2 separate regions of the Homo sapiens genome follow, and region 1 is linked to region 2. A link is an interaction called in ENCODE POLR2A ChIA-PET data of the cell type or tissue named here. Cell type or tissue: GM12878. All regions are shown on one strand. Each heading gives the region's core, and the rest is flanking DNA. Links, peaks and the distances in the headings are about the cores only. Region 1 overlaps CD44 (CD44 molecule (IN blood group)). Region 2 overlaps SLC1A2 (solute carrier family 1 member 2).

Region 1 (7,351 bases), core at 1,955-5,954, 93 kb after region 2:
TGGTTTTTTTTTTCTCTTGTTCTCGTTTTATCCTCTACTCTTTCATCCCTTGCTTTAGGAATAAAGATTTCTGCCTGAATCTTGGGCCTGACTGATCATCCACAGATGTTACTGGTAGCCCTCTGAGCAGCACTGTCTCAAGCGGTCTGATAACAGGCCCTGAAACTTCCACCCTGCATTCCATTCCTTGTGTCTTAAAAGCAGACTGCAGTGTAGCTGAAGCAACCTTCTATTCATGCCAAAGTGCTTTATTCTGTGACTATACCTTGTATTGAGCTCTAAAACCTCAGAGAGCTTTAAACTGGTTTTGCCTTTATAGAAAGGTTAAGTCCATTTGTGCATTACAGCTTTTATTCTGTGTGTGTGTGCATACTTAAATTAAAATGGAAATTTATTTGTTAGGTTAGTTTCTCCCAGAATTGCTCCTGGCAAAGAGGAAGAAGGAGATGGATGGATGGAGATGGATGGATAGATGGATGGAGAGAGGGAGGGAGGAAGACAGGCAGGCAGACAGACAGACTGCTATCACAAGAAAGGCTGTTATCACAAGTATTTTAAGTGTCCTGCTATAATTTTTGTGTACTTATAAAAGTGGATAGAAACACAAGTTGAACAAAACAGGTTTTGTTTGCTTCCTAGTACCTGGGAGCATCTTTTCCCACAGATAAAAAGGATAACCTTAACCTGCCCATTTCTTTGGGCAGTTAGTGGAACTAACTGGCAGTTTTATACATTCAATTGGAAAAAAACAGAAAGTTTTAGGAAACACCATTCTTGCAAAGCCTGTCCTAAAAGATTTCTCAGATTTCTTTAAAGAGAAGTATCACCTCCTTGGCGAGGCCATTCCTTACCATCCAATCTAAACTGCTTCATCACTCCCCCACACCTGTCACCATCACATAGCATCTTGCTCTCATTTCTTCTTCATGTTTACCACCATATAAACTTATCTTGTTCATCTTACTTGATGGCTGTTCATGGCACTTCTCTCAATCTCTGCCTTCTGCTACCTGCCTCCCTCCCTAGAAATGTATAAGCTCCACAGATGAGTAATAACTTTATCTGTCTTGGCCAGAACATTTATGTGTGATGGGGACAGAGAAACATGCAATAAAAATGTGTTGAATGGATGAAAAAAGAAAAAAGTACCGATATAATTTCCCAAGGGTCTATTCTTCCAGTAAACACACCTAAGATGTTAGCCCCCTAAATGCATCTCCAAATATGTACAGGTCACGCATTTAGATTATCCTTAAATGGTAATGCCATAAGAAATAATTAAAGGAAGTTACAGATATAACTCTTCATTTATTATTTTTAAGCATCTACTCAACACTTATATGCCAGACCATATAAAAGGAGAAAAGAAGATGAGCATGTTTCTGTCCCTGCTTCTGATAAACTCACAAGGTCATGGGGGACTGTAATAATTAATATTAATTTAGCTTTTTACAGTTTTCAAAAATATTTTCCAAAATTATTACACTTGAAAATAAGGGCATATAGCCAACCTGGGAGATTTAGGGGAGTATCTATCTTGTTTCTCTTGGAAATATCAGCAGAAACTGACGCAACCTATGAGATGCTTCTGATATTTGTATGTTGTGCATACCTGGAACCAGGCTTTGGATTATGGCTTCTTGATGCCAGGGATGAAACAATCTCCCCTAACTTCAAATATAACTGCAAGTAACAGTACACTGGGAATTTCCAGGCAGCAAGTTGTAATAGAATGGAGCATGATGTCACAAACCCTAAGACAGTTTTGTAAATTATTAGAGCATTTGTTCACATGGACCCCCTTCATGCTCCAATTCACCTTAACTTTTATAAAGAACATCAAATCTGGCAAATATGCTTAGTGGATTGACCCAAATGTGCAATTAACAGACTCATGCTCTCATGTCGGATTCCAGGGCCTTATTAGATAGCCTTTCTTTCCATTTAATGAGCTCTGTACTGCTTGGAAAGCTAGACCTGGTGAGGTGTTCCTGAATCTGAGGACTTGTTAGAAATTCTCTGAGGTGGGCTTTCTCATAAACCTTGGCTTCAACACACCAAAATAACCAAGAGAAACATTAATTATTCAGTCTAACCACTAATCTCTGGTTGCCAGATAGAAAGGCACCCTCTTCAATGCTTGATACATTTTAGGTATCTCATAAATATTCTCAAATAGTTGTTGAATAAAGGAGGAAATGGATAAACAAGTACATGTAGAATCTTCCCTTTAATTCTACCCTCAAAAGAAAATGAGGCACTTGACTGAAAGCAAGCTTAATAAATGAATCAATTCAAGTCAGTTCTGTGTTCACACAGAAGTCACCAGGCTCACGTTGGGCCTCAACCACTGAAAATGAGGGAAAAAAAATCACAAAGGCCTTTTCAAGTTCTGCCTTATTTTCATTTGTTAGCCACAGGCCATGTTTTCTAAAAATACTGCTAAAACTTAAGCTTATGGAAGCTATCTACTAAGATCAAGCTGACTTTTATCCCTGTAGCCGTTTTATGGGGGGGATCACAGCACTGGGACATGACCACCTGCTAGCAGCTTTCAGGCTAAATTAGATTCAGGGATCCTTGCAATGAAATCTTTGCATAGGGCAGTTTATCAAAATCTTTAGCTCACTTAATACCCCTATCATCTGACTCTAATCCAAGACATTCAGAATTTATTTATCCTTAAACACATTTATCCTCTTCTCCAGTTTCTTTCTTTTTTTTTTTTTGTCTCATTGCTTCAACAAGATTGTTAACTCCTTTAAGACAAGAAATGTAGCCTCCAGTTCTTTCTTACTCCATCTCTGCCTAGTGCAGTACTGAGCACATAGAGGTGATCAATAAATATTCCCTTTAAACTTAAATAAAAACTTACAAAAGTAGCCATCAATATCGAGTCAATTTGGAAAATAGACAAAAGGAAAAATATTACTTCTAGCTTTATTATTTAATTCATCCATTTTAGTAAGGAACATACCCCCTGTACTTCTCAAGCTTTTCAACTGAACTAACCCTCCAAAGAGAAGAAAATTAATCAATGCTCTTGCTCCCAACTCCAGGTATGGGCCCAACCTCATGAACAAAATTAAGGATAGAAACAAGTCTCAGTCGCAGCCTGCCTAGATGGCTTCGATGCCAGGCAATAAAACAGTGTGAGCTTCTATCTGAGTTGAGGTTCCTTTTAGCAAGTGAAACCAACTTGCAAAACAGGTAAGACAATGTGGGTATGCAACTACATAATTTATTGCATACATTCACTCAGCAAGACTCAATGGGAGATGCAATAAGCAGTGCCCAGAGACTCAGGAGTGTATAGCCTCATGCCAGCCCTTTCCCAATGAGTCAACCTCTTCATCTAAAGCACAAGCTTTTCCCAATGTCTCCCTCTGACCTGTTGCACTGAGATGGAGCTAGCTAGACCACATGTTGCTCTATGTCTATTTCTTACTTTTTTATATGTGGTTTTCTCATTATAATATCATTAGAACGACATGCTAGACATGGGTATGGGAACTGAGTATGTATGAGTCGTGTACTACTTAGTGTTAATTGGACTCCCTTCCCTTTAGTCAAACTCCATTTGTGTTCTTCACTCATATAACAGGGAGGAGTAAACATTCTACAGTTTTCTGTTCCTGTTTCGTATGTCTCTCGATAGATTCAGTGACCTGTAAATTTTTGTCAAAATCTACTGGCTTCACGCACTCCATTTCAACTAGCCAGCCCTGATACTTTGTCCTAAACTCTAGATTTCTTCTCTGAATTTCCACTCTGATCCCTACTGTTCACACAACAAAGGGTAGGTGGTGTAGACTAAAGCCACTGATGTAATCTCACAATTAATTTTAATTTTTGGGTTTTTTTTAGTAGTGAGTAGAAGAAAGATCTCATAATTAAGTTGATGTCCTTTTTATAGTTTAAAAATCCATGCAGCTTTTTATATTTTACTACCATATATATGGTATATGTATATTTATATTTGATGTATATGGTATATATATCTGTGATATCTTGATTTTATATATATAAATGTGTATATATTTATATATACATATATACATATATATAAATATAAATTTATATATAATATATAATATTTATATATATAAAATTTATATATATTATATATAATTTATATATAATATAATATATAATATATATTATATATTATATTATATATAGAATTATATATAATATATATATATAAATTTATATATAAATATAATTTTTATATATTTATAATATATATTTAAATATATAAATATAATTTATATATAAATTTATATAAATAAATATAAATATATAAATATAAATTTATATAAATGAATATAAATATATAAATATAAATAAATATTTATAAATATATATAAATAAATATATATATAAATATATATATATGTATATGTATATATCTGTGTTTGTCTCAGGCTGATAATGTCTTAAGTCCCTTTCCAGCTAATTTAACATCCCCTTCACATCTTTAGGGAAAACTGACACTCCAGCAAGATGTACCAAGTTTACCTCAAGGCTTCATCTTTCCCTTCACCCAACTTCAAACCTTCCATGGGAACAGAAGGCCCAGTTTAAGAGGTAAGACTTTTGATAGTTGGCATCGAGATATTTGACATTTATATTTTGATCCTTCTCAAAAAATTCTGAAAATTCATGATGCATAGAATTCTTTAATTTTGCTAGGACTTGAATAAGGCTCATAAGCCTGATTTTCTAGGTTAATGGTTGGGAGAAAGTCACAAAGACATAGAGAAAGGCTGGCCTGTGTCCTAGCATCTACATCTTAACTTAGGTTTCTTCTTCTCTGGTTCTTTCAACTGTTGGGTAAGGGATATTTAAGAAGGTCAAAGGCATACCATATACTCTCCAAGGCTTTTTTCCAGCCCTCTCATATAATAAATACCTCTCAGCTAAGACATTTGACTTACACCCCAAAGCTATCATTAGATTCATGTCACTCCCTTATTCAAAACCTGTAATGACTTCCCATCACACTGAGAATGAATCACCCCGTTAGCTGGCCCTTGCTTAGCTCTCTGACTTTATTCCTTGGCATTCTCCCTTCTGAGCACTGATATTCTCAGAACAGTCCAGGAGGCACTTTCCCTGACCACCTTCTCAGAAAATAAAAGCATCCCTAGCACTCATTAGCCTCGTATTTTGCTTTCTTTTTTATAGCACTTTTATCACTTTCAGACTTCATATAGGGCAAGCTTGTCCAACCTGCGGCTCACAGGCCTTGTGTGGTCCAGGATGACTTTGAATGTGGTCCAACACAAACCCGTAAACTTTCTTAAAACATTATGAGATTTTTTTTGTGTGATTTTTGTTTGTGTTTTAGCTTATCAGCTACTCTTAGTTTTAGTGTAATTTATGTGGGGCCCAAGACAATTCTTCTCCCAATGTGACCTAGGGAAGCCAAAAGATTGGACAGTCCTGAATGGTATTTAATATTTATTTGTTTATTGTTTGCCTCCCCAATTTAGCATGTAAGCTCCATGGAGACAGGAATGTTGGCTCTGCTGTACAGATATTCAGTGAGCATTTGTTATGTAAATGGAGGCTACATGAATCCCCACTTAAGCTGAGCTCCAAAGACCAGGCTCCCACAGCCTTTCACGCCAACAGACACCCCCCTGAGAACCAACCTGAAGCATTGAAGCAATATGTGTCATACTGGGAGGTGTTGGATGTGAGGATGTACACCCCTGTGTTGTTTGCTGCACAGATGGAGTTGGGGTGGATCCGGGGAATCACCACGTGCCCTTCTATGAACCCATACCTGTAAGAGAAAAACAACAGGATATTGACCTAAATGGCTAAGATGGGAATTTCATAATATCCCATTCAATGACATTTAATGCCGTGCAACACTTCATTCAGTTCACCCCTAGGGATATCGGAGGTTTCAACAACCGAGTTATTTGAAATCCAAAAATAACAGCATAGAGAGGGAAAGAGATCAACAAGACTGATAGAAACAAAGTGATTTTATTTAGAGACCTATAAAGAGCTTTAAAAAAAAATCATGAAAGGAATAATTAGTTTCAGTTAAAATTTGTGTTCAGCAGTGTTGAGTCTATTTGAACAAACAGAAGGAAGCCTGAGTCACAGAAGAGAGAAGTTTTGATGTAAGATTCATGCTGGCTCTGGAATACCTTCATGTTTTCCAGAAAATACACAAAATGGCCAGCTTCCATAGATAGGAAGGGGTGCTTCTTTATTTCAGTGCACACATTCCAGACCTGCCTCATGTCCCATTCCCCCACTTCTTTCTCAGCCACAACTTTTCCTGTGAGTCCCCTTACTCCATACTCCATTGCCCTAAACATGAAGCCTTGTTTATATGCCAAGTACACAGCACAGCACACTGCCTCCTGAGCATTGCAGGCATAATTCTATTGCCAGTGGGAATAAATTAACCATCATTACAATGGGAGTCATAGCAATTAAGTAAGCAGATAGCAACGGCTCATGTAGCTCAGGAACTTTCCAGAAGTAGCACAGCCAGAGAAATGCATAGCCCCTCTCTCCCCACCAAGGTATCTCTGGGAGTGTGTTACAGCTGGATACGACATACAGATACAACATACACAGCCCAGCCTCTTCTAGCAGCATCCTGGTGGCTAAAAACTTGCTTATTTTTTAATTGTGCTAAAAACACAATTTTTTTTGAATATAAAATGCCTCAAAAAATGAGATGTGGGCTGAGAAAATGCCATGTGCAAGGGAAGCTGTGGTGCAGCAGGAGGGCAGAGAGGAGGAAGCTAAATCCAGCAGGTTTTTCAAAATGCAATTCTGGCTAAAATGCACATTGATGCTTTTCATCTTTCCTGCCAGGGGCAACAGCATGGAGTGCATCACCCTGCACGACCCATGGAAATGTCTGTGAGTCTGAAGTTTCCAAGCACACAGAACTCCTACCTATGTGGCAATTGTAGCTCGCATGACTAATTTCTCATCTGAACAGACAAACTGGTTTCCCCAAAGCCTCCTTAGCTTGGCAGGGGGTGTGGGCACAATTAAATGGTAATAAGTTTTCATATATCTAAGAGTTGCTACCAATCAGGGTGGGGCAGACAAAAGAGAGTAGCTGCTAAGGTTTTATCCTAACCCATGAGACTCTGCCATCTGTCCTGTGGCAGAAAGCTGATTCATAGCTACCTGAGAGAAATTATGGAAATGAGTTTTGCAATACTTAATACCAGTTATGGGTGAAATGATAGATTTCTTTGGCACAGTTTTTCTAAATAATACTTCTTGGTGAACCTACCCACCAACTCACCCCCATCACATCATGTCATCAAGTATGGATAACACCAACATTCTAGAATCTATT
Region 2 (4,000 bases), core at 1-4,000:
GAAGGCTCCACCCTCATGAGTGGGGTTGGTGCATTATAAAAGGGTGAATTCAGCCCCTTCTTGCCCTCTCTTTGTCTTTCTGCCTTCTGCTATGTCATGATGCAGAAAGAAGGCCCTTACCAGATACCAGTTTCTTGATCTTGGATTTCCCAACCTCCAGAATTCTGAGGAAATAAATTTCTGTTCTATATAAATTACCCAATCTCAAGTATTTTGCTATAGCAGCACAGACTAAGACACACCTGATTCTGCATGCTAACCAGAGAAATATTTTTGACCTATTTTTTTCTTCTCTCAGCATGAAAATAAAACAAATAGGCTCAATGAGGACAAATGGGGTACAATCAAGGTCTTGGCCACCCTTAGAATTCAAGTCTTCCAGCCCCAGTGGGTCTGCCATTGTAGGTCCTGGTCCTTGGCAGTCACTTGTTTTCAAGCCTGTTGGATGTGAGTCACTTCATGAAACATTCAAAACCCTGCCTACTTCTGACCTAAATGTTAGCAAATGAAACAGGAGGGCTGGGCCCTCCCAGATCACCCCATGCAGGTGCTCACATGCTTACACTTGCAAAGGAAAGCAGAGCGTCCTAACTCCAGGGCTGAAGTGTGTCAGCAGAAGGGAGTTGGCTGAATTTTTTTTTTTTTTTAAAAAGGATGATACATTTGGATTAACTATGTTGATGAAATCATATAATAGAAAACCCCATCCTAGGCTGGAGCTGGGAAGAAAGGAGCAAATGAAGAGCTGTTGTCCAGTTCTGGGGCTCTGATCTCAAATGGAGGGAGGAGTGTGATCAAGGGAAAGAGAGTCTAAGAGGCAGGAGCCCTCAGTCTGAGCTCTGCACTTACTATCTAAAGGACCTTGGGCAAGTGACTTTCTGAGCCTCAGCTACATCATGTGTAAAATGGGGCAATAACATATCAGGTTGGAAGCAAGAGTCTAGGTTCAATGCCTTTGAGTGCCCTTCTAGTTTTAAGACCTAGAGTAGAATTCTGCTGGGGATGAATGTTTGTATACAAATAAGCACGAGCATTCCTTTTAAGAGGAAAAGAAAAAGGAAGGGTAGAGGATCCTGGGAAAATGTGTGTAGCTGTTTGTAGCTAGGTCAGATCTGCTTTGAATTAGTAATGGTGGCACATTCTTTCTCACCAGCAAGAGGAGTTCTGGAAACTAGCTCTTGGTTGTGAGCTCTGTGACTATTGGGTGCTCATTAGTGTGTAAGTGGTGGTGGGGGCTAAGATGAGATGGGGTGCAACTGGCCATTCCCTAGATAAGTAGTCTGTGGAGGAAAAGCAGAGAAAAAGAAAAGGGGGAAACTTCACCTCTTTAGCCAAGGTTTGTAAGCTTTCATAACTCTAGCAATTTTTCAATTTAAAACCAAACAAAGCCTACAGTGACATTTAATGTGTCACAGTGTTTGCCAACTGCTGGAGACCAGCCAGCCTCATTACTGCCCTCTAAGCCCTGGATGGTTTTCAACAGGCAGGCTTAGCTGCTCTGTAAATGTCATGGTGAAAACCAAGATTCTGGAGCCCTGAAAAATGCCGAGTCCCAGAGCACTGGATGGGTGGGACTGTTTAAAACCAGAACCTTCCCCTGGGTCCAGGAAGCCCTTTGCGTCAGGAGCCCTTGGCAGATATTTATAAGAGACCTTGCTGACACCCCAGTGTCTCTGAAGGAGGCAGGATGGAGTGGTAAATGGGAGCCAATACCAGGAAGAGGTAATAAATAACTGTGTCTGGCTACAGGTAGGAAAAGGAAAATCAAAATAAAGTGAAATCCGAGTGGACCTATGGCCTAATTCTCACATAAGACTCTGCTAGTGAGATCTTTTCTGGGCTCACATGTGCTAATTGGGGAATATAGTTGAGACGGCACTTAGAAGGAAGACCTCAAAGAGCCTCCACCCTCCAGGAGGGCTCTGAAGCTCCTCCCAACAGCATTCCTCTCTGGAGAGAATAGAGCATTCATTCTCAAACTCGAGCATGCACCAAAATCTCCCAGAGATATATCTGAGGTGGGGCTGGAGAATTGACATTTCTAGCAAGTTCCCAGGTGATTCTGATGATGCAATCTCCAGGGACTCTCCCTTCCAGAAGCAATGAACTAGAGACGGAGAAGGAAAACAGGAGTTTCTGATTGTGGGTATATGAGCACCTCTACTTTTTTTTGAGTTAACTCTTGACAGTTGATGCATCCTTTCAAAAAAATAGATTGAAAAGATACAGGATGCAAATAGCTAATACTTAGTGAGTGCTCCTTAAGTGTTAGATATTGTTCTAAGCACTTTACATGGGCTCGTTTGAAAGTCACAGCAGATTATGAAGCAACTAATAGTATTATCATTGTTTTACAGTTGAGAAAACAGGTTCAGAGAGAAGTAACTTATCCCAATTTAGTGGATATTAACTGGCTGAATTGGGGTTCAAACCCAGATGATCTAGATATCCTTGGGTGTTCCAAGCATGCTCATCTGAGTTCTGCTGTTTTAAAAATTTGAGACACACACATGCACATGCACACACACACACACACAAACTTAACTAACTGACCCTCCACTCATGGCTGGTGGAAAACAAAACTAATTCCTACGTTAACCTTTTCTTTGAAGATTTTAGGGGCTTATGTCTATCTTAGTCTTTTGCTTTGATTTCCCACTTCCACTGAATTCTCTTTTTTACATCTTATCTCCGGTCTACATCAACCTCCCCATGGAATGTGGCCCCTTTTCCACTAAGTCCTTTCCTCTCTCACCAAAGTTTCTCTGACTTGAGGCAGCATAATTGCAGATCAAGGCGGGATGGGGCAGGGCTATAGTTCTGCGCAGCAAAATCATTTTTTGATATATCACAAAATAAATGCATGTTCATAGCAAAGGGAAGGACAAAGTTCAAAAGAGTAATAAAATGAAAAAGAAGTCGTCTCCCCTTCATCGACTGTTGAATCTCAAGTGTTATTTCACTGTTAATAATTTCAGGTAGCACAGACATAAAATAAAAATGTAATGTTAGGCATCTCCTTTTCTAAAAAATCTTTTAGTATTCCCCACCCCTGGGAATTTCCCCTTGGGACTCCTTGTTCTCCATCTTTGAATATTTCCCCAGCTCTCTGGACACCCCTCTCCTTTTCATCTGTAAAGTAATCTGAGCTCTCTGTGCCTCTCTCCTCATCCTGCTAGATCATGGCCTGCATCCTGACTTTTTACCACGAAAATATCTAACCAGATGTTTTACTAAACAAAAACCAATTGTGTCTCTAGAGCTAATCTGCTTTCAAGTCTTAAATTCACAATCCATCCTGGTCCTGCCCCTTCCACATACCAGCCTCCCCATTCTCCCCTGCCCAGCCTGTGCCATAAGTAAATGAAACATAGTCTCAGTCCTCAAGGAGCTTATAGTCTAGTAATGGGGTCAAGAAATCCCAATGGAGCCTCCTAGGTGCAAAAAGAAATGGATAAGGTGTAGGGAGGAATAAAAGAGAAAATGCTCTGATCCCCTTTTCACCTGGACTAAAAATGGTAATATAATGAGAAGCTTCTTCTGGGTCATATAAGCCTTTTATATAAAACAGCCTTGGTGGAGGACCTCTTGGTTGACAAGCACTCAATACATGTTAGCAGTTATTATCTTCTCAACATGCTTGCAGGTGAGTATCCCTCTCCATATGTTACGAATGAGAAAGCTGAGCAGGACAGGCTAAGAAATCTTTAATGCTTGAGCTGGGAGTGTCATCCAGGCTGGTATCCGGACTTCACGCTCTTAGCCAATGCTTACGTGGATCTCCTTTTCTTCCCTAACCCCATGTGACTTTAGCCCTTGAATGCCCAGAGCTGTGCCAGCCTTCCTCGGGTTTGGGGCCTCAAGTGACCCCTCTTCCACACCCTGCCCCTAAAGACAGTCCCTTCGCACCATGCATCCTGAGAGGCAGGTGCTATGTTTTGTTTCTATCAATATTAAGTTGAACCATATGAAATTGCCAATATTTGACCTTTTTATATGG

Evidence for each region. ChIA-PET counts read pairs that join two places held together with the same protein. Peaks named below come from ENCODE experiments on the same cell type or tissue, not always from the same donor. Only the 100,000 strongest peaks of a DNase experiment are listed, where the experiment ranks them.
Region 1: POLR2A ChIA-PET joins it to region 2 with 5 read pairs; 5 of 35 experiments call an interaction of 5 or more read pairs at or near these places.

What each region holds. Positions count from the first base shown.
Region 1 is chr11:35,178,717-35,186,067 of GRCh38, reverse strand. It overlaps CD44 (CD44 molecule (IN blood group)), which reads right to left. Exons shown (of 18, transcript NM_000610.4): 3 at 5,661-5,794. Among named protein-coding and RNA genes, the nearest start is that of SNORD164, 19 kb to the right of the region's middle. In GM12878, for the core only: no CTCF peak of the experiment used is centred there; a DNase peak (open chromatin) is centred at 3,587; H3K27ac peaks cover 278 bases.
Region 2 is chr11:35,273,099-35,277,098 of GRCh38, reverse strand. All of the region lies in intron 9 of SLC1A2 (solute carrier family 1 member 2), which reads left to right. Among named protein-coding and RNA genes, the nearest start is that of SLC1A2-AS1, 6.7 kb to the left of the region's middle. In GM12878, for the core only: no CTCF peak of the experiment used is centred there; no DNase peak of the experiment used is centred there; H3K27ac peaks cover 258 bases.